Linked DNA regions of Homo sapiens: region 2 is linked to region 1. A link is a loop called in an ENCODE intact Hi-C map of the cell type or tissue named here. Cell type or tissue: A673. All regions are shown on one strand. Each heading gives the region's core, and the rest is flanking DNA. Links, peaks and the distances in the headings are about the cores only. Region 1 overlaps COL13A1 (collagen type XIII alpha 1 chain). Region 2 has its middle 12 kb from the start of MACROH2A2.

What was found. A loop is a pair of places that touch in the nucleus more often than their neighbours do. Peaks named below come from ENCODE experiments on the same cell type or tissue, not always from the same donor. Only the 100,000 strongest peaks of a DNase experiment are listed, where the experiment ranks them.
Region 2: it touches region 1 in a loop (16-fold over the local background); 1 of 110 quality-filtered maps calls a loop at or near these places.

The regions. Positions count from the first base shown.
Region 1 is chr10:69,934,563-69,938,562 of GRCh38, forward strand. COL13A1 (collagen type XIII alpha 1 chain) reads left to right here. Exons shown (of 41, transcript NM_001368882.1): 32 at 788-829; 33 at 2,194-2,220; 34 at 3,073-3,153. Among named protein-coding and RNA genes, the nearest start is that of LINC02636, 73 kb to the right of the region's middle. In A673, for the core only: CTCF peaks have their summits at 441 and 1,735 (motif pointing right); DNase peaks (open chromatin) are centred at 439, 1,089 and 1,719; H3K4me3 peaks cover 1,199 bases; H3K27ac peaks cover 3,790 bases.
Region 2 is chr10:70,032,746-70,049,770 of GRCh38, forward strand. No RefSeq gene overlaps it. Among named protein-coding and RNA genes, the nearest start is that of MACROH2A2, 12 kb to the right of the region's middle. In A673, for the core only: no CTCF peak of the experiment used is centred there; DNase peaks (open chromatin) are centred at 8,486 and 9,156; H3K27ac peaks cover 3,944 bases.

The DNA of each region.
Region 1 (4,000 bases), core at 1-4,000:
GAGGCGGGGTGAGCAGCTCAGAAGGACCCAGCAGTGGCTGCCTGTGGATGAAAGGATGTGTGTGTTCATCAGAGACAGAAGCTGCAATGGGCACCACCCTCTGTAGAGGAGGCAGCCCTGAGCTCCTCCATCTTCACTGTCCAGTCAGAATCTCCTCTAGCACAATCTGCATCTGCTCTCAAGGGAAACAGAGACCAGCAGTCCCCATCCTGTCTGTAACAAACCTTGGGGACTTGAGGAGCAATCTCCAGGAACAGCTCAGTCTCCCCACATTCCAGATAACCAATCTCTGCTTCTCTAAGCCAAGGGTCTCAAACTCAAATGTCTACAAGGGTCAGGCCTGCAAAAAGTGACTGCAAGAGCGCTGGATCAAAGACAATAAGGAGTGGTGAGGACTGGGGTAAACTGAAGGTGTCATGCCCCACCTAGAGGGGAAAGCTCTAATTCCACTCCAGGCTGTTGTTGCCATGCATGAACAAGAACCTAGTGCTGCTAGATCTTCTGGTGTTTTTTTTGTTTTTTTTTTTCCAAGAAAAATCTGGAAGAATAGATCTTTAGGGACAGTTCCTGGAAATTTGCTTTTTCAACATTGAGCAGTCCACCGGGTTGCTATGAGTTTTTGACCTGTTCTGAGCCTTTTTTGGGGGATACTGTGCTGGGCAGTCACTGGCTGACCTCCAGTGGGCAGCCATGTCCTCCTCTGGCCTTGCAGTCTCCAGCTGGGCTCTAGGCCCTATCAGGAGGGAGGGCCACTTCAAATGTAACAGGGCTCCCCTTTGGCTTTTAGGTTCCTGGGCTGCCAGGGCCAGAGGGGCCTCCCGGACCTCCGGTAAGTTTGGAGGGCTTGTCAGTGGCCAGTCCACTAATGTCCCCTCTCCACAGCAGTCACTGGGCTCAACCTCAGCCTTAGTCACTATCACCTCTTCCTCCCAGGGAGGGATTTTCTGGTCTACAAACCCCTCCCCGCTCCTTTTCCCTCCCATGTTAAACAGCACCATACTGGGGACACCAAGGAGCCCAGGCATTGCCTGGTTTCCTGGAAATAGCTGACTGGTAGGGCAGCCCCAGGGTCCCTTGTCTCTAAGCTCTGCCCAACATTTACCTCACCCTTTGCCATCAAACATCTGCTTCTCCCATTCCTCATTTGAAAGTGACTCACCGGTCTGGCACAGTGGCTCACGCCCGTGATACCAATCTGGCACTCTGGGAGGCTGAGGCAGGTGGATCGCTTGAGTCCGGAAGTTTGAGACCAGCCTGGGCAACATAATGAAACCCTGTCTCTTCTAAAAATACAAAAAATTAGCTGGGCGTGGTGGCACACATCTGTAATCCCAGCTACTCAAGAGGCTAAGGTGGGAGAATCACCTGGGCCCCAGAGATCGAGGCTGCAGTGAGCCAAGATGGCACCACTGCACTCCAACCTGGGCAACCAGAGTGAGACCCTGTCTCAAAAAAAAAGAAAAAGAGAGAAAGAGAGGGAGGAGGGAGGGAGGGAGGGAGTGAGGGAAGGGAGGGAGGGAGGGAGGGAAGGAGGGAAGGGAGGAAGGAAGGAAGGAAGGAAGGAAAGAAGGAAGGAAGGAAGGAAGGAAGGAAGGAAGGAAGGAAGGAAGGAAGGAAAGGAAAGGAAGGAAGGAAGGGCGAGCCCCAGCCCCACTGGATTGGCTTTCCTTGGCTACAGAAATGTAACCATGGGGCCCCTGTGCATCACCCCTAGAGGGCCCCCAAGCACCCTGAAGCAACAGATGCTGGCCCATGCCTCTGTGTGGTTCATGGTCCCCAAGGCACTGTGTGTCCTCTGTTGTGGATGGTAGAAGTAGCAGTAGGAATAATGATAGGAGCCAGCGTTTATTGAAACTTATTGGATGCTAGACACTGTTCCAAGCACTTTGCCTGTATTAATTTAATGTTTGCTGTGTTACCTCCGTGTCTTTCTTTCATGAGACTCTGGGTCAACCATGAGGACCACAGAGAGATTTTCTGTGAGCCCTGGCTGGAAAAGACTGGCTCAGACTATTCCCTAGGAAGCCCCAAGCATGACCCCCACTTAGCATTTCTTTCTACCTCTCATGGGCAGGGACCCCAAACCATACTCTGCACCCAAAACCCTTGTTCTTCTGTGATCCATTTGTGGACTAGGCAGTTGTGTTAACTAGAGATGCAGTTCTAATGCACCTTGCTTTATTCCAAATGCAGGGGCTCCAAGGTGTTCCTGGACCAAAGGTAAGGAGAAGTCACATGACAGGCGCTGTGTCAGTGCTAGTAGAAAAGAGGGAAAGTGCACCTGAGACCAGCTGACCCTTTTTCCTAGAAGGCATTAGGTGACACTCCAGCCAAGGGGGTCCAGTCAGGGCAGGAGGAAGTCCTAGATTCCCTTTAGCATCCATCATTGACACCTGGTGTGCTTTGGCTTCAGAAGCTTCCCATCTGTCACCCCACAAAGGGACAGGTTAGATTCTTAGCCAATGGTTAAAATCCTTTTCCCATCAAACCTGCCCTGGCCCCTTCACTCATGCCGAGTAGAGGTGGGAGAGAGACAGCAACATAGGGTGGGACCCCTCCCTGGGTCAAGCTTGGGGGGACTCTGCACTGGGCTCTCCCGGCCTCCCCTGAACCATTTCAAATGGATGAGGGGGCTGGGGGCTGTTGATGTGACAATGGCCCTTTCCTCATGCCCTGGTATTCAAGAGACTTCGGGGCAGTTTGTTCTCCCGACTAGGCTGTGAGCCTCAGGGCTCTGGAGGTAGCATCTCAGGCATCTGAGCAAATCTCTGTAAGGTTCCCATTCTCCTGCCATGCAGTTGGGCACCTGTGCCAAGGCCTGACCTGTGGGTTTGTCCCCAGGCCACCTAGTCCTTTTCTCTGTGGGGCTCTCAAAGCTCCCACAGGATACAGGGGCTACTAACTGAGGCGAGAGTAGGCTAAGAATTCAGGGATTCTTGGTATCCTCAGCCTGCCACCCTGACCCCTCCTTCCTCTACAAATGCCACCCCAGCCTCCAGGACCCCAGAATGCAAGAATGAATTGTCTGGGACATGTCCTTGTGTGATCTCGTCCCCTCTCCCTTTCCTCCAGGGGGAAGCAGGACTAGATGGAGCAAAAGGAGAGAAAGGCTTCCAGGGAGAAAAAGGAGACCGTGGTCCCCTGGGACTACCCGTAAGTACCTTGGACCCAGCAAGACTGGTGGGTTTGATGGGCCAGGGGTGTGGGCTGGGACTGGGGGACAGCCAGCGGAAAGCTAAGGTTCTAGAGTCTGAGCATCCAGAGTTCCATGTGGTTTGTCTTTCCCACCTGGGCAAGACCACAGGCTCTGATTCTCTTCCTCCTCTGGGCCCAGGCCCCACCTTGGTGCTGGGGAAAGGCAATGCTGAAGAAGACAGGCTCCCCCACCCCAAGGGGCACTGAGCTGGGAGGGCAGCTTCAGGCCCTGCTTGAGCCTGGTTCAGAAGCAATCAAAGCCTGCTGCCTTTACGGGGCCAAGCTTGGAGGGTTTGGAAGTAGTGGGACAAGAAGATAGTCTCCATTACAGTCCATTTTCCCAGAGGGACCCCAAGAGAACTCTTGCTCCCCCCTCTTAAGCACTGGTCATTGCAGAAAGGCACAGACAAAGTCAGACTTTGTGGTCCCAGCAGGCCAAGGCCGTTCATCTCCTGGGTTCGTGGAGATCTCTGATCTCAGCCTGCCCAGAGCCAGAAGCCCCAGGTCAGAGGTGGGGAGCTGCTCAGAAGGTGTTCACATGTCATGATATGGGGCTGGGCTGGATAGGGCTGATGGCCTCTTCACTGCCTCACCTGTGTACAGGTGAGCGCATCCCACCACCCTCCCTGGAGCCCGGGCTCCATGCCCCCTAACCCTCCACTGAGGTTGGCATTCTTCCAAGAGCTGGAAGGGATGTTAGCGATCCATCCCATCATTTCACTGATGGTCCCAGAGAAGAAAGTGGGTCACTGGAGGTCACATACAAAGTTGGTGGCCAAGCCAGAGGCTGATCTGAGGCCATGGC
Region 2 (17,025 bases), core at 6,251-10,250, 100 kb after region 1:
TAAAAATAAAAATATAAAAATATTAGCCAGATGCAGTAATGCATGCCTGTAATCTCAGCTACTCAGGAGGCTGAGGCAGGAACATCGCTTGATCCCAGGAGCTCAAGGTTGCAGTGAGCTATGATTGCACCACTGCACTCCAGCCTGGGAAACAGAGCAAGACCTTATCTCTAAAAAAAAATAAAAAAATTAAATAATTAAACTTTTATGCACAGAATCAAAATAAAAACAGCTACAATCACACTTTTAAAGAACTTCTTGTTCTAGCTGATAATAATGTTTGGCTGAGAGACGGGAGGTGAAGAACAGTTATCTCGAAGCCAGTTTGCAATCTGCTACCCTGGAGATTTCTTTGGGAGACTTTGCATGGTTCAGAGGATCTTGTGATTGTTTTGTAAGCAAGGAGGTGCTGCATTTACAAATGCTGTAGAAACAGCTCTGTGTTTTTAATATTCTAAACAGAAATATAGAGTGCCTCTAAATTTCATCTGACAGAAACCTTATGCCTATATTAGCTGTATCCAAAAATAAGAACAAGCCTAAATGAAGACTGCTACAAACCTTTAGCATCAGCAAAAGGCTGTATCTCAAGGGAGAGAATATCAGCACAAGGAAAATACCAGGTTTAACTAGAAATCAGAGGACCTGATAAAGACATATCCTACTGCACAGTTAATTGCTCAGAGAGCAAGCAGGAAAGTGAAAAATATACCACTAATGTCCATTGTTTGTGAATGGCTAGGGTTGGGTCAAGTAAGGCTAGCCATGTAGAATATCAGCCCTACTATTGTTCCCAAGAAAACACCGCACACATTCTAAAGATTAGCAAAGGGACTACAGCACAGTAAAAAGGGAGGGGTGCTGAGAATGCCTCGTTTGATCGTTGATTTTCTTTTAATTTACAAATGTGAAAAGGAGTATAGTATGGTACATGGGATGTCATGTATTGTAAGTATATATATTGCAGGGTCTGTTTCATGGTAACAGAATTCAAAAATTAGGATTTTATCTAACCTTTGAGCAATATAAGAAAATTTTAGGCCTGGTGCAGTGGCTCACACCTGTAATCCCAGCACTTTGGGAGGCTGAGGCAGGAGGATCTCTTGAAGCCAGGAGTTTGAGACTAGCCTGGGCAACAAAGCAAGACCCCATCTCTACAAATAAAGAAAGAAATGATAAATTAAAAAAATAAAATTGAAACTAGTTCCACAAGAGGCATTGGGGGCTATTAATTTAATTGAATCATTCACAGATATAACCATTTTAAGGGTATATCGGTGTGAGCTAAAGGTTATCTGGACACTCATTCTGTTTGGAAAATAGAAACATGTACACGTGAGAGTTACTCTAAGGGTTTATTCTAAAAAGAAAAAATCTGATGGGTGAACATTTGCTTCCTTGGGTTATGTGCCATAATGTCCCCAACATAATTTTCCTGAAAAATGACTATATGGGTTACCAAAACAAACATATACATCACTGCAACACTTTGTAGTAACATATGCAGTGCTTTAAGCCAACTCAAAGATGTATAACGTAGAACTGGAATCATTTCCTAGACAGAGGACCAATAGCAATAACCCTTAATAGCCCAGGGTCTCCAGGGGCACATTTAAAGCAGGATTCCTAGAGGCTGCATTTCGGCAGCCACTGTGGAATGAAATAAACACTTTGGAGCAGAGCAGGAAGTCCCGCTGTTCAGCACTAGCTGGTTTCAAGCCAACGGTTCCTAATCTCAATGAGCAGCAGCTGTCATAGCCATTCTGCAGGGATGTCTTTTTGAAAGTTCTTAAAGATCTTAATTGTGACCTTCCCCTCTGGCTCTAAGTAAGGTTCTTCTTGCTCACCTGTCATATAATTGGGAGCACTCAATTTCATGATCAGCAACACAAAATGAAGTGGAGAATACTCTTATCAAATAAGCTGGAAGCAAGGGACAATCAGAGAGACAGGCAGCATGATGTACTAGAAAGAGAAGTGGGCCTCCTGACAAAACCTGACACAAGGGACAGGCTGCTGCGACCTTGTACAGATAACTCATCGGTAAATCTACTTAACATGCCTGTTTGAAGAATATTGTCTTAGTCCTTTTGAGCGGCTATAACAAAATGCACTCGTCCCTTGATATCCGTGGGGGACTGGTTCCAGAACCTCCTGTGGATACCAAAACTCGATGATGCTCAAGTCCCTGTTAAAAAATGGTGTAGTATTTGCATATAACCTAGGTACATCCTTCCATATAATTAAAATCACCTGTAGATTACCTATAAAACTTAATACAATTTAAATGCTAGGTAAATGATCATCATACTGTGTTGTTTAATGAATAATGACAAGAAAAATTCTGTACATTTTTAGTACAGATGCAATAATTTTTCCAAATATTTTTGATCCCTGGTTACTTGAATCCACAGATGCAGAATCCACAGATATGAGGGGATGACTGTACCTTAGACTAGGTAATTTATAAACAATAGAAATTTATTGTTCACAGTTCTGGAGGCTGGGACGCCTAAGATCAAGGTGCCAGCAACTTCAGCATCTGGTGAGGGCTTGCTCATCAGAGATGGCACCTTCTTGCTGCATTCTCACATGGCAGAAGAGAAGACAAGCTTCCTCCAGCCTCTCAAAAGGACACTAATCCCATTCATGAGGTCTCCGTCCTCATGATCTAATCACCTCCTAAAGACCCCACCTCTTTTAGTACTATTGCATTGGAGGTGAGGTTTCAACATATGAATTCTGGGGGATACAAACATTCAGACCACAGCAAGTGTCTTTTTATGAAAATAAGCATGTGTAAATAAGGCAATCGGGCTGTGTTAACTTCTCAACATAAAGCACACTTGCAAAAATTCTTAGTTGAATCACTTTGGAGTCTATTCAAGATAATTTCTCATATTAAGGCCTCAGCCTGCCATTCCAAAGATACCTTCCTGTGAACCTGCTCTCAGGCACTGAATGAACAGCTAGGCTGGCACACCAGCCACACCCCCACCTGGCCAACTTCCAGTCTCTGCCTCTAATCCTGCCTTCTCCCATCTCCACCTACTGAAATCCCATGCAGCCTTTCCATATTCAGCTCTAATGCCATCTTCTTTATGAAATTTTCTATCAAAGGGTGGGAGACAGAAAAGGGAGAGGGATGAGAGCCAGGGAGAGATTTGCTGCCACTTGATGGCTTTAGCTTTGCAAAGGCAGCAAGAAACACAGGGGCTTGAGTCTGAAAACCAACATTGTTGAGATTTCCCAACAGTGGCACAGGCACTAGAAAAGCAGTGGAAGCTCAGCCAGTGAGGTGTTAAAACACAGGCGGGGTGACCATCTGTCCAGGCTATCACAGACAGAATTTTCACCCTGGGTGGGGGTTACAAGGGATGACCCTACATCCCTTCCATGGTTCTAAGCTGTGTCATGGCCATGGGTTCCAAACAGTAAGTTTCAAGTTAGAGGCAAATCTTGTTGAAGGTTCAGTTTATGATTCTCTAATCTTACCTGCCCATTTTCTTGATACATTTTTTATTTAGAAAGAAATACAGGCTGCAGACTAGCTACTTGGGAGGCTGAGGTGGGAGGATCGCTTGAGCCCAGGAGTTCAAGGCTGCAGTGAGCCATGATTGCACCACTATACTCCATCATGGGGCAACATAACAAGACTCTGTCTCTTAAAAAAAAAAGAGAAAGCAACATAGCAGCATAAGAGCAAAGGCTTTAAAGTCAGCCTGCACATGGATATGAATCCTTGTCTTAGACAAGTTACATAACCACTGCTGGTCTCACTTTCCTCACCTATAAAGTGGGCTTAATAACAGAACATCATAAGGGGTTGATGTAAGCAGTATATGAGCTAATACACATAAAGCAGTTAGTGTAGTATACAGCATATAGCATATAGCAAGCATGCAATAACAGTTCATTACTGTCAACATCACTACCATTATTAAAGTGCTTTGCAGGTCCTGACATATGGAAAATGTATAATAAATAACAGCTATCAAGATTTTTAAGTTTTTATTATTATTATTATTATACTTTAAGTTTTAGGGTACATGTGCACAATGTGCAGGTTAGTTATGTATGTATACATGTGCCGTGCTGGTGTGCTGCACCCATTGACTCGTCATTTAGCATTAGGTATATCTCCTAATGCTATCCCTCCCCGATCCCCCCACCCCACAACAGTCCCCAGAGTGTGATGTTCCCCTTCCTGTGTCCATGTGTTCTCATTGTTCAATTCCCGTCTATGACTGAGAACATGCGGTGTTTGGTTTTTTGTCCTTGCGATAGTTTACTGAGAATGATGATTTCCAATTTCATCCATGTCCCTACAAAGGACATGAACTCATCATTTTTTATGGCTGCATAGTATTCCGTGGTGTATATGTGCCACATTTTCTTAATCCAATCTATCATTGTTGGACATTTGGGTTAGTTCCAAGTCTTTGCTATTGTGAATAGTGCCACAATAAACATACGTGTGCATGTGTCTTTATAGCAGCATGATTTATAGTCCTTTGGGTATATACCCAGTAATGGGATGGCTGGGTAAAATGGTATTTCTAGTTCTAGATCCCTGAGGAATCACCACACTGACTACCACAATGGTTGAACTAGTTTACAGTCCCACCAACAGTGCAAAAATGTTCCTATTTTTCCACATCCTCTCCAGCACCTGTTGTTTCCTGACTTTTTAATGATTGCCATTCTAACTGGTGTGAGATGGTATCTCATTGTGGTTTTGATTTGCATTTCTCTGATGGCCAGTGATGAGCATTTTTTCGTGTGTCTTTTGGCTGCATAAATGTCTTCTTTTGAGAAGTGTCTGTTCATATCCTTTGCCCATATTTTTCTTTTTTTATAGAGATGGGGTTTCCCTATGTTGCCCAGGCTTATCTCGAGCTCCTGAGCTCAAGTGATCTGTTCACCTCAGCTTCCCAAAGTCCTGGGATTACAGGCATGAGCCACTGCCCCTAGCCCATCAATAATATTATAATACATATAAGTTTATATATTAAATGCCATTCATTTTAAGTAAAATAAATAATCATTCATTTTAAAGATTAATTTTAGACTCATTGTAAATAAATGAATTTGTAAAGCAAATATTTAAAGACATCATTACAAAAGTAGAATTTGGTATACAGCCCCCCTCTGGTTAAGGGATAATAGCGGTTAGCTATTATCATTTTGTAGATGATAAAACTCAGAGATTCTATTAATTGCCCAAGGTCACACAGTGGAGAAACTAAAACTAGAACTGAGTCTTTAGTTTCTAAGCTCCTTCTTCCTTCCATGAACCATGCAAATAAAAATAAAATAAATTGGAAGTATGGTAGCACGCCAAGAGTTCATCTATTCATCCAGCTGAGAGATATGTTTCTTCCTCCACTGTTTAACATTTTTGAGGCTTTTATTTCCTTTATGTGAAAAAGACAAGAAATCTTTATTCTACATGTAATGAAGGATCTCCTCCAGTACAACTTGGCAGATTAAACACATGTAATGGATTAGTCAGGATGCAGATTCTACTGATAATGAATGAAATAAAATGGAGTTGTACTTCTCTTCCATATTACAAGAAGCATTAGAAGGCCTAGATGGCCAGGCATGGTGGTCCACGCTTGTAATCCCAGCACTTTGGGAGGCCAAGGTGGGAGAACTGCTTGAGGCCAGGAGGTCTAGGCCAGCCTGAACAACATAGCAATAACCTATCTCTTGAAAAAAAAGGCCAAGGCTAATAGGGTACCCTACAATGTTGGAAACTCATATCCTTCCCTTTTGGTGCTCAGCCTTTCCAGGATGCCACTCTCTTCTGCATGGTTGAGGCTAGCTCACCACTATAGCCATGTTCCTTCCAGGCAACAAGACATGCCTCTTGCCTTTAAGAGCATGATTTAGGGCCAGGCGCAGTGGCTCATGCCTGTAATCACATCACTTTGGAAGGCCAAGGCAGGCAGATTGATTGAACCCAGGAGACCAAGGTTGCAGTGAGCTGAGATCTCACCACTGCACTCCAGCCTTGGTGACAGAGTGAGACTCTGTCACAAAAAAAAAAAACACCTAATACAAACAGTATTTCACTGTAGCAAGCTGAAAGGATATGCTGCCAGGAATGAAGGAAAGAAAGATGTCAGCTGTTTGGGGTAGGGGTTGAGGGTGGCTCCTCAAATTTCCAGGTCCTCACAGGAGGCATGCTCAAGGTGGTGAAGACCTTCTACTTGCCTACAGTAACATCCTGCAGGAAGCCTAAAGGGGCATTTGCAAAGTCTCTGCTGCTTCCAGTCTGGTCATCCTGAAACTTCAACATCATTAGTATACATGATTGCAAAACCACCTTGCATAAGTTGCAGAATCTAACATCTAGGTCAAGGGTACAACTTCATACCATACCACAGCTCCATCTTGCTACACTGTTACCAGTTATACTGAAAATGACAGGCATCACCCATGCATAGTTGTATGGCAGCATTGTAGCAATATTACTAGGCACAGTTACCTCCAGCATTACATGGCCTGGGAGGTTGTGAACAGGATCTGCCAAAAAGCACAAAGATAGTTAAGCCAAAGTGGGTAAAAGGCAATTATTGTTTTCAGGAAAAACAAATATTGGACAAGATAGGAAGTATAGTATACTATATGGCTCTGCTGCAATAACTATATGATCACAATCATATTAATTTAACCAAAAACTATGATATAACTATATCAAGGGGATAGGAAAAAAGGAAGTGGGAAGAAAAGAAAGAGTGTAAGAGAATTAATCCTCATTTCACAGTAATAAATCACTAGGAATAGTGTCTCAAACTGATAAGTCAAGAAACAGTGTTACATTACTTTTTCTTTTCTCTTCTTTGTTTCTTCCCTTCCTTCCTTCCTTTATTTATTTCTAGATGTATGTAGATAAATATCAGAAGAAACAGCTAAGAATTTACAGTGCTTACCTTTGGAGATGAGCAGTGGAACAAGAAAAAAGTGGAGCAGGAAAATGCTGTTTTTTGCTAAAAGCCATTTAGGATTATTTGATATTTAAAGCAAGAGGAAGAGGAGAAAACAAATGAGTATAGCATAAGTTGTGGTGAGTACTACAAAGCAAAGTTTGGCAAATGATGGCCCTAAGAACAAATTTAGCCCACAGACTATTTTTGTGCAGTACATAAGCTAAGAATGATTTTTACATTTTTAAATGTTTCAATAAAAATAAAACAAAAAGGCCAGGTGTGGTGGCTCCCACCTATAATCTGGGCACTTTGGGAGCAGAGGCAGGCAGATTTTTTGAGCTCAGGAGTTCAAGATCAGCCTGGGCAACATGGCAAAACTCTGTCTCTACAAACAATGCTAAAAAATTCGCCAGGCATGGTGGTGCAAGCCTGTGGTCCCAGCTACTCGGGAGGCAGAGATGGGAGGATCACTTGAGCCCAGGAGGTTAAATCTGCAGTGAGCCATGATCATGCCACTGAACTCCAGTCTGGGTGACAAAGCAAGACCCTGTCTCCAAAAACACTTAAAAATAAATAAAAAATAGAAAAATAAACAAAGAATATTTGATGACACATAAAAATTAGGTAATATTCACATTTTATTTTTAAAAATTTAATATAAAAAATTCATTACTGCCCAACATTAATAGATGAACATTTATGATCAGTTTTGATTACAGCAAACACTAAATTTGACTTCCAACTAAGAGAAATGTTATAACCTCTAAAACAGAACTCCATTATTCTCATTGGTAGGCCTGTACTACAAAAAAAAATTGTACTCCATTATTATTATTATTATTATTATTATATTTAGAATTTTATTAATAAAAATGGTGGAAATTTGTTTTCTCTTGTAATGTAAGTACTTACATTATTTTGCCTCTTGGCTCACAGATCTAAAATATTCACAATCTGGCCCTTTATGTAAAAAGTTCGTCCATCTCTGTTGTAAAGGGAGGAATGAAGTTTCTCAGAGCACATAACAAAGGAACTAGGGCTCGGCTGGTAAGAATGGGAGCCTGGGAAGGTCAGGCATGATGGCTCACGCCTGTAATCATAGCACTTTGGGAGGCCGAGGCGAGCAGATCACCTGATGTCAGGAGTTCGAGACCAGCCTGGCCAATATGGCAAAACCCCATCTCTACTAAAAATACAAAAATTAGCCAGGCATGGTGGTATGCACCTGTGATCCCAGCTACTTGGGAGGCTGAGGTAAGAGAATCACTTGAACCCAGGAGGAGGTTGCAGTGAGCGACACTGCACTCTAGCCTGGGCGACAGAGTGACACTCTGTCTCAAAGAAAAAAAAAAAAAAACACAGAATGGGAGCCTAGGGAAAGGCAAGAAGATGAAATGATTAGCTACCTTAAGTAGTGGAAATCCCTTTGAGAACCTGCCAAAACAAAGCATAAGATGGATCTTTTCAACAGAAATGCACATACATTCAACATTTAAGACCCTTAGTATCTTCCAAGAGCCCTAACAGATCTCAGTGGACCTTAAAGTGTCCAAGAGCCCTAGTAAGGGGAAGGAAGGAAGGAAGGAAGGAAGGAAGGAAGGAAGGAAGGAAGGAAGGAAGGAAGGAAAGAAGGAAGGAAGGAAGGAAAAAGATGGAGGCATAAACCTATGTGACAGCAAAGAATAACTGAGCTTCCTTTGTTGCGGGAAGTCAGGGACCCCAAACAGACGGACCGGCTGAAGCCATGGCAGAAGAACGTGGATTGTGAAGATTTTATGGACATTTATTAGTTCCCCAAATTAATACTTTTGTAGTTTCTTATGCCTGTCTTTACTGCAATCGCTAAACATAAATTGTAAAGATTTCATGGACACTTATCACTTCCCCAATCAATACCCTTGTGATTTCCTATGCCTGTCTTTACTTTAATCTCTTAATCCTGTCAGCTGAGGAGGATGTATATCGCCTCAGGACCCTGTAATAATTGCATTAACTGCACAAATTGTACAGCATGTGTGTTTAAACAATATGAAATCTGGGCACTTTGAAAAAAGAACAGGATAACAGCAATTGTTCAGGGAATAAGAGAGATAACCTTAAACTCTGACCACTGCTGAGCCGGGAGGAACAGAGCCATATTTTGCTTCTTTCAAAAGCAAATGGGAGAAATATTGCTGAATTCTTTTTCTCAGCATGGAACATCCCTGAGAAAGAGAATGCGCACCTGGAGGTGGGTCTCTAAACTGGCCCCCCCGCCGGGGCATGGTCGTCTCTTATGGTTGAGGCTGCAGAGGTGAAATAGACTCCAGTCTCCTATAGTGCTCCCAGGCTTATTAGGAAGAGGAAATTCCCGCCTAATAAATTTTGGTCAGACCGGTTGATCCCAAAACCCTGTCTCCTGATAAGATGTTATCAATGACAATGGTGCCCGAAACTTCATTAGCAATTTTAATTTCGCCTTCGTCCTGTGGTCCTGTGATCTCGCCCTGCCTCCACTTGCCTTGTGATATTCTATTACCCTGTTAAGTACTTGATGTCTGTCACCCACACCTATTCGCACACTCCCTCCCCTTTTGAAAATCTCTAATAAAAACTTGCTGGTTTTTGTGGCTTGTGGGGCATCACGGATCCTAACAACGTGTGACGTCTCCCTCGGATGCCCAGCTTTAAAATTTCTCTCTTTTGTACTCTGTCCCTTTATTTCTCAAGCCGGCCGACGCTTAGGAAAAATAGAAAAGAACCTACGTGATTATCGGGGCAGGTCCCCCAATATCCTTTGATGTGCGCTCTCTCCCCCTCATCTGAGTACTCTTCCCCAACCCAAATAAAACCAAAAGACCAATCCGGTGAGGTGAGCAGTGGTGTGTAGAGGCCCAGGAACAGAGATAGAAATTCCTGTATAAAAGGTAGGAACAGGGTGCAGGTAGAGAAGTTGCTGAGAGCCATACCTGCAGCAAATATGGAGAAGGCCACAGCTGAGTGGCTGCAGGAAGCCATGGGCTGCCTCCCATCCCCATTATTTCTGAAACCCATGCTCCCAGGGTGCCTTGGCCACATCAGTCTCCTATCCATGCAGCCCCCAGGGCAGTGTATGCCCTGGCCCACTACCCTCAGATCCCCCAAGGGCTGAGCTGAGGCCCAGACCCCAGATGGAAAGGTTGGCAGCCCAAACTAGAGAGCAGCACTCCAGATGCAGGTGACCCTGCCTGTGGACCCCATGTTTCAGAGGTCCCAGGTAGACATGACTTTGGATGTGATCCCAGCCAGGATCCATCACATCATTTCTGATGCTTTTTGCAGCAGGGAGCTTGAGGGTCCACAGGCTTAGTCCAACTGTCCTGAGACTTGTCCATATAATGGACATCCTGGACAGTGCCACTTCATCTCTGGCACCACTGCTGGGAGTAGCATTTTTGGGAAATAAAGCAGAATGGCATCTGGGCATCCACAAGGATGTATCAGGAAGAAAGGAAGGGTCCTCTTATCTTCAGAGCTATAAGCCTGAGACCTAAAACATATTTCAGTACCAGCTGTGTCCCTGGGTTGCCCCTCATATGAGCTTCGACTTATGCCATGGGTGGGAGGAATTGGCAGGATTTCTAGATCTGGACATGGAGATTTTTCACTTTGCAGGCCCGGCAGGAGATCCCACAACCATACCTTCACCAAAGTCTCACTCTGAGCCTCTGCATCCACTCTTCTGCCTGAGACCTCACAGACAAGAAGTAAATATGCTGTCTTAAAAATCTGTCTCTTGAGGGATTCAAATCTTAAGACTCCCCCAAAATCCCCCAGAGAAGAAAAATAAGACCTCTGTCCACAGGGAGAAACATGGGAGAAAAATATGCACTTAGAAGAACATAGAAGAAACTGTGAACTTTGGTCACCTTAAAAAGGACAACTGGTTGCCTGGGAGACTGATATAGTTTGGATATTTGTCCCTGCCCAAATCTCATGTTGAACTCTAATCCCCAGTGCTAGAGGTGGGACCTGGCGAGAGGTGTTTGGGCCATTGGGGCAGGTCTTTCGTGGCCTGGTGTTGTCTTCAAGACAGTGAGTGAGTTCTCACGAGATCAGGTCGTTTACAAGTGTGTGGCACCTCCCCACCCTCTCTTGTTCCTGCTTTTGCCATGTGATGCATAAGCTCCCGCTTCACCTTCTACCAGGAGTGAAAGCTCCCTGAGGCCTCCCCAGAAGCAAAGAGATGTGGGCTCCATGCTTGCACAGCCTGCAGAACCGTGAGCCAGTTAAATCTTTTTTTTTTTTTTTTTTTTTTTTTTTAGTTTTTAAATTTTACTTTAAGTTCTGGGATACATGTGCAGAACGTGCAGGTTTGTTACATAGGTATACATGTGCCATGGTGGTTTGCTGCACCTGTCAACCCGTCATCTAGGTTTTAAGCCCAACGTGCATTAGGTATGTGTCCTAATGCTCTCCCTCCCCTCGCCCCCCATCCCCCAACGGGCCCTAGTGTGTGATGTTCCCTTCCCTGTGTTATCATTGTTCAACTCCCACTTATGAGTGAGAACATGTGGTGTTTGGTTTTCTGTTCCTGTGTTAGTTTGCCGAGAATGATGGCTTCCAGCTTCATCCATGTCACTGCAAAGGACATGAACTCATTTTTTTGATGGCTGCATAGTATTCCACGGTGTATATGTGTCACATTTTCTTTATCCAGTCTCTCATTGATGGATATTTGGGTTGGTTCCAAGTCGTTGCTATTGTAAATAGTGCAATCTCTTTTCTTTATAAATTACCCAGCCTCAGGTATTTCTTAATAGCAATGCAAGAATGACCTAATACAGAGACATAAGAGAAAGGGTCCCTTGGACTGTCTACCTTTGTACCATGTTCAAGTATTACTTATGTTTTTAAATATTTGAAAAGCAAAAATAAATAAAAAGCAAATAAAGTAAGACATCTGAGGAAGAAACCTGGTTTAGCTGATCTTAAGAATGGTTCAGAAAACTTAAGAAAGATGTTAACTTAAGAAAGATGTTTGGAGATAACTACCGACTCTTGTTAACCACTTTTCATGGACAATTTCAAGGGGATTTGTCTACCCATCACCAAGCCCTGAATTATCAGGTAGACCGCAAGTTTCCAGAGGGAAGAAGGCATGGGTTTTTGTACCTCTCCTGTGACCTAGCCAAGCCTCTGGAAGAGAATATGTACTTGAGAAATATTAGGTCCCGTTCAAAAATAAATATTCCAAAGTAAGTAAATATTTAATACAGTAAACTGATCTTTGACAAAGGTGCCAAGAATACACAATGGGGGAAGGACAGCCTCTTCAACAAATGGCATAGGAAAAACTGGATATCCACATGCAAAAGAATGAAATTGAGCTTCCGTCTTACACTACTCACAAAAAATAACTTGAAATAGATTAAAGACTTCTATGTAAGACCTGAAACTGTAAACATGTAGAATAAAACCTAGGAGAAAGCTCCTTGACATTGGTCTAGGAAATGATTTTTTTGGATATGACCTCAAAAGCAGAGGCAACAACAATAACAAAAATAAACAAATGGGATGGCATCAAACTAAAAATCTTCACAACAAAGGAACAATCAACAAAATGAAAAGGTAACTTATGAAATGGGGAAAATATTTGCAAACCATATGTCCCATTAGGATTTAATATCCAAAATACATCAGGAACTCCTCATACAACTCAATAGCAAAATAAATAAATAAATAAATAAAAATTAAAATTAAAAAAGCCCTCATTTAAAAAGGGGCAAATGACCTGAATAGACATTGTTCCAAAGGCAGATAAATGGCCAACAGGTACATGAAAGGTGCTTAGCATCATGAGTCTTCAAGGAAATGCAGATTGAAACCACAAGGAGATATCACCTCACCTCCATTAGGTTAAGCTGTTATCAAAAAGACAAGATTAAAAGCATTGACAAGGATGTGGAGAAAAGGGACCATTGTAAGCTACTGGTGAAAATGAAATTTGATAGGGCCAGTATGGAAAACAGTATGCAGGTTCCTCAAAATTTTGAAAATAGAACTATCTTATGATCCAGCAACCCATCCTCTGGGTATATATCCTAAGGAAATAAAAACAGTAGCTTCAGATATATCTGCACTCCTATGGTCATTGCACCATTATTCACTATAGCCAGGACATGGAAACAACTTAAATGTCCATTGATGAATTAATGGATAAAGAAACTCTGTGTGTGTGTGTGTGTGTGTGTGTGTGTGTGTGTGTATGTGTGTGTGTGTATGTATATATTAGGTTGGTGCAAAAGTCATTGCAGTTTTTGCCATTATATACAGTCATTAAAAAGAAGGAAATCGTGCCATTGGTGACAACATGGATGGACCTTGAGAGCATCATGCTAATAAGTGAAACAAGTCAGACAAGGAAGGAGAAATGTATAAGCTCACTTATATGTGGAATCTAAAGAAGTCAAACTTGGCCAGGTGCGGTGACTCACATCTGTAATCCCAGCACTTTGGGAGGCTGAGGCGGGAGTATCACTTGAGGTCAGGTGTTCGAAACTAGCCTGGCCAGCATGGTGAAACCCCATCTCTACTAAAAATACAAAAAAAAATTAGCTGGGCGTGGTGGTGCATGCCTATAGTCCCAGCTACCTGGGAGGCTGAGGCAGGAGAATGGCTTGAATCTGAGAGGCAGAGGTTGAAGTGAGCCGAGATCGCACCACTGCACTCCAGCCTGGGCAACAGAGAAAGACTCTAACTCAAAAAAAAAAAAAAAAAAAAGCCAAACTCAAAGAAACAGAGTAGAATGGTGGTTGCCAGGGGCTGGGAACTGAGGGAAATGAAAAGATGTTGGCCAAAGAGTGCAAACTTTCAGTTATAAGGAACACATTCTGGGGATCTAATGTACAACATGGTGACTAGAGTTAATAATACTGTATTGTTTACCTGAAGGTTGCTAAGAGAGTAGGTCTTAAATGTCCTCAGTGCACACACACAAAGGTAACTATGTAAGGTGACTGATGTGTTAATGATTGTGACAATAATTTCACAATATATATGCATATGAAAGCATCACATTGTATCCCTTAAATACATACAATTGTCCCTCAGTATCCACAGAGGATTGGTTCTAGAAACTTCTGCAGATACCAAATCCAAGGATGCTCAAGTCCCTTATATAAAATGGTCCATATTTGCATGTAACCTATGCCCATTATCTCTAGATTACTTATAATACCTAACACAATGCAAATCCTATGTAAATAGTTGTAATACTGTATTTAGGGAATAATGATAAGGAAAAAAGTCCCTACAAGTTCAGCACAGATGCAACTATTACAGGCCTAACTACATTTTCAAACCATGGTTGGTTGAATCCATGGATGCAAAACCCATAGAAATAAAGGGTCAACTGCAGCCATCCCATTACTAGGCATATACCCAAAGGGTTATAAATCATGCAGCTATAAAGACACATGCACACGTATGTTTATTGCGGCACTATTCACAATAGCAAAGACTTGGAACCAACCCAAATGTCCATCAATGATAGACTAGATTAAGAAAATGTGGCACATATACACCATGGAATACTATGCAGCCATAAAAAAGGATGAGTTCATGTCCTTCATAGGGACATGGATGAAGCTAGAAACCATCATTCTGAGCAAACTATCACAAGGACAGAAAACCAAACACCGCATGTTCTCACTCATAGGTGGGAATTGAACAATGAGGACACTTGGACACAGGGTGGGGAACATCACACATCGGGGCCTGTCATGGGGTGGGAGGAGGGGGGAGGGATAGCATTAGGAGATATACCTAATGTAAATGACGAGTTCACAGGTGCAGCACACCAACATGGCACATGTATACATATGTAACAAACCTGTACATTGTACACATGTACCCTAGAACTTAAAGTATAATAGTAATAATAAAAAGAAATAGAGGGTCAACTGTACAATTTTATCTGTCAATTATACCTCAGTAAAGCTGGGGGTGGGAGTCCAGGAATAAATAGATAAACAGATAAATAGTTTGAGTATCTCTTTTCTGGCAGGGGTCAGGGGCTGGGGAGAAGTGGAGATAGGGCAGAGAGCCTTCCCTTCTTTTCCATTTCAATTTCTCCTAGCCTAGAATCTTCTTTTCTTTTAGTATTAATAGAAAGTTCTAATTTTTAATGAGGGCCATCCATGGTGCCTAGAGATAAAGTAGCCATGGTCATTCAAGAGTGATTCGTCCCCTTGTCCTCCAGAAAATAATCAAAGGCTTGAGATCAACCCCATGGGCCTATATCTACCCAATCAGAACAGTGAGTTATCACAGAGCCACAGCTCTATGAATGCTTTACTTGGATATTTTTTTCCAGAAGGAACATGTTTCTCACACAGCAATCTTAATAAATGCAAGTGGGCTCCATTTCTTGGCTTTGAGGTAATGAAAAATTAATTACCATACTTTACAAGTAATAGATTCCACTCACAGCACTCCTTTAGAAGTAAATATATCATAAATAGTTACTATTATACCAATGGTTGGTGGATTGGGCAGCCTGTCGTCCATAAATCTTTTTTCAACAGACATGTTATTTCTTCTGGGGGAACAAACAGATTTGTTTTAGATCAGAGAGTCAACTGACAGATGGCCTTTGTAAAAACACACCATTTGTATAAATAAATTATAGTTTCACTATGGTATTCTGCATTTGTGGATTTGGAAAATCAATGCCCCCATTCTCCAGACTGGGCCTAAACTGTAAAGAGCAATTTTGTTTAGGTGTGAGGTCACATTGCACAGATCTGCCAACACAGATGCTAAAGTCCAAACTCTCTGGATACTTGCTGCCACTTCTCATCACAATTGTCACAAAGAACTCTGCCTGGAGGTAACAGGATGATCTCCCAGAAAGCTCCGTAACCGATCAGAGCAAGTTACCAACTGGCACACTCCCCTTAGCTCTGGGCTCTGTTTCCATTAAACGTAATGATACCACGTGCCTTATTTTCCTAACCACAACTTTGCATAATTGGGACTGACAGTGTATTTGTCTTAAAAAGCTGAAACACTTCATTTTCTTTTACAATATAGTTCATCAGTTAAACGCTAAACATTCGGTAGATTTCTTTAAAATCCAAACCAGCCCTAACTCTGAGCACACTGGAATCTCAGTCATTACTCATCTTACAAGGTATACACATGTAACATATGCATCAAATATTTGATTCATATATAAATGTACATATCTAAATATGCATCTATACACACACATACCTACTCATGCAAATCCCCTTTCCCAGAACCAAAGGGTCAAGACTTAGTATCAAAAAAGACATAGTTTGTCACTGTTTTTAAGAACCAGGACTAGTAAAATGTTTCTTTTGCTAGGAGACCAAGACATTCATTTTAGCCAGAAATTATAAGCATAGTCTTTGTTGGCCTAATGATTGCCTGCGTGTCCTTTTTTTTTTAAGGATATTATTCCCCCTCCACACATGATTAAGATCCTAAAGTCATCAGTCGTGATCAAGGAAATAAAAGTTTAACACCAATCATGTTCACTATTCAAAATATAAAAACAGGAAAGACTTTGTAAGTTTCCAGCTTAAACAAAAATTTATGTGTCAAATTGTCCAGTATTTTCCTAGCTACAACGTACTTTTGGACGCTGTGTTTATTCTTTCACAGGGTGGGATACTGTTAGCCTGGTGCTTTGTCTGCATTCATAACCTCAAGCTCCCACATTGTTATTTAGAGTTATACCAGTTGGTGTCTTGATAAAATTAATACAGTGTCTAGAGTTCCTAACTTACATCCAAAGAAGTGCATAAACCAATGATTTCCATCTGTTTCTATGACACTCCCAGGGAATCTCAGGTTACTTCAAAGGAGATCAGAAATTCCCAAATAAAATTAATTTAGATCTACAAATCTTACGCATATACTTACATATGCCAGATATAAATATATACCTACATGCACATAGGTAAATTCTGGAAGATGCAAAGTCAGGAAATTACTAAGGTAATTGCATATTAAGATCCTAGGAGGGTAAAATGATCACAAATTATAATATGTATCGTAAACTGATTAGAACTAATCATGAAAAATAAAAGTCCACTCA